Linked DNA regions of Homo sapiens: region 2 is linked to region 1. Evidence: read pairs that join two places in POLR2A ChIA-PET (ENCODE). Cell type or tissue: Panc1. All regions are shown on one strand. Region 1 overlaps LOC107986023 (a long non-coding RNA gene). Region 2 overlaps PIK3R4 (phosphoinositide-3-kinase regulatory subunit 4).

What was found. Peaks named below come from ENCODE experiments on the same cell type or tissue, not always from the same donor. Only the 100,000 strongest peaks of a DNase experiment are listed, where the experiment ranks them.
Region 2: POLR2A ChIA-PET joins it to region 1 with 8 read pairs; 4 of 35 experiments call an interaction of 5 or more read pairs at or near these places.

Annotation. Positions count from the first base shown.
Region 1 is chr3:130,819,667-130,822,166 of GRCh38, reverse strand. All of the region lies in intron 2 of LOC107986023 (a long non-coding RNA gene), which reads left to right. It overlaps LOC105374107 (a long non-coding RNA gene), which reads right to left. Exons shown (of 5, transcript XR_001740494.2): 3 at 583-745. Among named protein-coding and RNA genes, the nearest start is that of ATP2C1, 73 kb to the left of the region's middle. In Panc1, no CTCF peak of the experiment used is centred here; a DNase peak (open chromatin) is centred at 1,056.
Region 2 is chr3:130,729,670-130,732,169 of GRCh38, reverse strand. PIK3R4 (phosphoinositide-3-kinase regulatory subunit 4) reads left to right here. Exons shown (of 20, transcript NM_014602.3): 5 at 1,728-1,862. Among named protein-coding and RNA genes, the nearest start is that of PIK3R4, 16 kb to the left of the region's middle. In Panc1, no CTCF peak of the experiment used is centred here; no DNase peak of the experiment used is centred here.

The DNA.
Region 1 (2,500 bases):
TACTTCTCTTGGTATTGTCTCTGCCTAGCATATTTAGCATATTGCTGGGCACAGAGTAGATCATAGAAAAAGATTTAGTGCACCACTGTATCAGCCTCAAGGAAAGTCGAGACAGGACAGCTGGCTGTATTTCTTCTTTATTCATGCATGGCATTCCCTGGGTTCCTGTGGGCTAGGGCCCAGGATCAGACTTCAACTCCTGAAACCCTTAGCCTGGTGCTCTGGGTCTCATGTACCCAGAAAAGAATAGTAATATTAATAATACAATAAAACAACTACCATTTTAGGAAGAGCTAAAATTTATTTGATGATTAAACCTACCTATAAGTAGATGTTATTATCCCCATAATATAGATGGGGAGAATTAGACTCAGAGAAAAAGAAAAAACTTGTTCCTAGATTACTGTATTAATTTTTTATTGCTACATAACAAATTACATACCAGAAATTTAGTGCCTTAAAACAACATACATCTATTACCTCAAAGTCCTCATGGGAGAAGTCTGGGCACGGCTGGTCTAGGTCTTCTACACAGGATCTCATAAGACTTCAATCAAAGTGTCAGATTGGATGTATCCTTACCTGAGTACTTGACTGGGGTAGAATCTGTTTCCAAGCTCATCCAGGTTGTTGGAAAAATTCATTTCCTTGCAGCTGTATGACTGAGGCCCCAACTTCTTACTGGCTTTCAGCTGGAGGTCCCCTTCAGGTCCTTGAGATGACCCACAGTTCCTCCCATATGGCCCTTTTCATAGATAGTTTATATGGCTGTTTGTTTTTTCAAAGCTAGCAAAGTCTCTCACCCTAGTTAACTAAGATGGAGTTTTATATATCATAACATAAATCATACATAAATCATAGGAGTGACATCAAATCGGCTTTGCCATATAATGCAACGTAATTACATTCCATCAGTAGTGACATTCCATCACATTTGCCATATTATGTTGGTTAGAAGCAAGTCAGACTTTCCACTTGCACTCAAAGGGAGAGGATTACATAAGGATGTAGGATTATGCAAGGGTGTGACTCATTGGAGGTGGCCTTAGGAAGTGCCCACTACAATTACATCACTGCTATGTGGCAGAGCAGGGATCAGAGCCATGCCACACTGCCTCCCTGGCACTTCTAGGTTCCCTCCTTTCTCCATCTGCCCCTTTTGCTACATGGAATTGTCCTGTCACATGAGTCTCAAGTCGTAGGATTAGAGACACCTTTGACTGCCCTCAAAGTCATGCTCATACTTTTTTATGATTGAATCCTTTCCTTTTTTCAATATAAACTCTCTTGAAAGAGGGTTTAAAACAGGCTTTCTTGTCTTGGAATGTAATTTACGTAGTACCCAGTCTTGTTGAGAGATTCCAGGTGGTTTATGATGATAAAACAACCAGCAGAGCCCTTAGAGTGAACCTAGGCAGATATACTATGAAAACTCAATACTCTCTTACATGGGCTGAATTCTATTTCCCCTAAGGACAGCTTCTATATACATGCAAACAAAGATTTAACAAATGTCCATAGAAGAAGAAAAAGACTAAAGGCTATTTTTCAGTTTAAGTCAGTTCAGAAATACTCATGTCTGGATATAATTTAAATTCCCAATGAAATGCAGTGGAGATAGATCAATGGCACAGCCTCTGTGAAGAAAATTGTCAACGCATGAGACACCTCTGTCAGAGTGTCCCATCATCTTTTTATTTCTGGGAAGACAGACCCTGTCTCATGACAGGGTCATGACAACCTTATCATAGAGGTTGGCATATATCTGTGGATGTGCCTGATTTCTTGGCCTTTTTTCATTTTGTCTAAATAGTGATACAGTATAGATCTGATTTGATGAGCAGACTCCACAGAGAGCTTTGTCTACTGTTTATTGGTTTGTGATGAAAAACAACTCTGCAGAAACATAAAGTGTGTTCTGCTCCTGAGTCTGAGACGGATTCCAAGTTCATTCAAACTCATAAAAAAAATTGAAAAAGGGAATAGAAACTCAAGCTGGTCTTCATAGGGAATAGGGATTGCTTTAGCAGGTATACTAAAGTTTTTCATCAAAAGTAAGTTAGGCAGCCCAAATACAATTTTTATAATATGCCAGTACATTGTACAGTGCTCCCATCAATCACAGCAGGATAATGCCACAGTAAAGAAAGGTCATGGAGGAAAGCAGAGAATTTAGCTGAGCTGAATTTATTAAAATACTGTAGAAGCAGATAAAGGCAGTCCATGCAAAGCTCAAGTCTATACAATACTATTGTGTGTATAAAAGAAGACAAGGTATTTACTTTTTGCCACCCAAACTTTAAAAAATACATACAATTTACAAAACCGTGTTGCTTTTTAAATTGCTTTTGAATTGGGGGAACTATTTATTTAAGCAGGTTAAACCAAGGAAATAAATGACAAAATAATGTTCAGTATTTTATGTAATGAGATACTTGATTGAGTTCCACGAAAGAATGGTGATTACAGACTAGTCAGTGGGAAGCTGCTATTACACTAA
Region 2 (2,500 bases), 90 kb after region 1:
TGGGGTTAGGAGAGACTAAATAACATGACCCAAATGTATCCGGTCTAATTCTCAGTTCTCAGAGCTCCTGCTCTACACCTTGGTTTTGAAGCAATCCTGCTTTTCTTTGGTCTTCTGGGTCTTTATGGTGAGAGTCCGTGATAACCCAGGGTCAGTGCCAGCACCTTGCATTGTTATTTCTTCAAGGCCCAGTATGTGATCACCCAGGCTGGAATGCAGTGGGGAGATCATGGCTCACTGCAGCTTTGACTTCCCAGGCTCAAGCCATCCTCCAAACGTAGCCTTCCAAGCACTATAGGTGTGTGCCACCACGCCTGGCTAATTTGCGGTCTTTTAAAATAGAGCCAGTGTATTTGAATGTGTATGGTTAAATATAATTAAAATACATGTGTCAGTAATTATAAAAGTTTAAAATCAACATTTGTTTCTTTACAGTATTTTTTAAATATCATAGATGCTGGTACAGATTTGTGTAAAGTGAACTTCCAAGTGTGCTGTGGTTTATGGACTTAAAAGGGGAAATAAGCATAGATCTACTCAGACTTTAGAGGTGCCCAGGAAAGTAAGAGACTTTTCCTAATAAAGATTTGCTCATTAAAGTGGGGATATTCATCTAGAATTTTGACATATTATCAGGATATGGCCCAGAGTTTTTCCATTTTTAGGGCGAGCAGGCGTTATAGGGTATTTACATCTTGCTTACTTAGAGGTAAATTTTTATTCTATTCAGAGCATTGTTGAACCTAGCAGGGGTGGGGAGTGGGACCCAGGATGAAGGGAATAATTGTGTTTGATTGACTCAAAGATCTCAACTGCCATAAGGTACATTTTGATTTCAGAGATGTTGGAAAGCAAGGAAAAAGTAAGGTTATTTTAAGTTTAAGGTAGTTAAACTTTACGTTCAGTGCTATTCACTGCTAAGAAGGAAAAGAGTACAGTCTTTGACCGGTTGTGATCATATGTTAAGAAACACATATGTTAAGTGGGAGGCAAGGTAGGAGAAGAAAGTGTAAGTGAAGAGCAGATACAATTGATAGTAAATGTGACAGCAGAAATTAGAAGTAGTTATTTTGTAGTGGTGAGGAATATCAGACAGTCTTTGTAGGTCATCAGAAAGAGAAAGGAGAAGATATAGACAACTGTAGAAATGTGCAAACAGTCTGCCACTTTGGTTCACTAAGAACTTGAGTATCACTTGTAAAGCAGTCTAACAATGGTTTCTCTTTGAGGCAGTTGTGACTTTTCATTTATATGTGAAGAAACAGTCTCAGATTGCTTAAATGGTCAAGTTAGTAAGTGGCAAGGTTGAGATTTGAACCCAGGTCTTTCTGATGCCAAAGCTTAGCTTTATCTGTTATTTTAATGTGGATGTTTCTTTGTTAGTCTAATAAATATCTCTCACTTGTCAAGGATACTGTTTAAAAGGTAAGTCCCTGCAGAGAATTAGGCTTTTTTTTTTTTTTGGTCCTCAGTAGATGAGGTATTAGATTATTTTTATATTATTATTTTTTTAAGCTGTGTTTCAAAAATAAGACTAGTGGTTTGGAGACAGTTACAGATTATGAGCTGGGTTACTAAAATCTGATTAAGTTAAATGCTAAATTGAAAAGTTCTGTTTTTCCCATAGGCTTATGATTATTTATGTATAAAGACAGGGAGGAAAAGTTAATAAGCTTTACAGAGAGTTAAGATTGTAATTATAAATTTTCTTCCTTTTTATTTTATAGAAAACATAGCTCTGCTGGCAGAAACAGCTCTGAGATTCCTGGAATTAGTACAGTTAAAAAATCTTAATATGGAAAATGACCCCAATAATGAAGAAATAGATGAGGTTACACATCCAAATGGAAATTATGACACAGGTTGTATAATTTTCTCTTCCAGATTTCCTGTTATTTAGAATGAATTGCTGATGCTAACTTGTAAAACTATCATTTGTAGTTTTCATGTAAGGTGAAGGAATACCAGATCTATATATTAGATAGGAAGAGTCCCTGGTGTCTAATTATTCTCTCTATCCTCATATACTGTTATCTTGCTCAAAAATAATCAGCTTGTCACCATGGATACTAAAGTCAATTGTTTGTCAGCCAGAATTGATTTGTGTGAACAGTAAAGCTGGCTGAATTATATAATTCTCATAAAAGAAAAAATTAGAAACATCATAGCTAAAGAAGCTAAACCTTTTCTCCTTACGTGAGTATATTCTGAGTATCCTCAATCATAAATTGTTTTTATTTCATACTATTTGTTATTTACAAAAAACCATAAAGGAACAGATGTGATGATGGTAAACTTATTGATGTCAAAGTCCTTGTCTTAGGTTTCTTTGTGTTATACAACTCTTTACAGATTTTTACTTAATGTTTGTTGAGTAAAAGATTTAGAAGTAAAGTAATAGATGTAATTTTCTCCAAGATGCTTCTAGTTGTGAAAAACTAGAGAAATCTAGTTTTTTAGAATTTTATGCTGCAAACAACTACAATTGTTACTTGTTAGA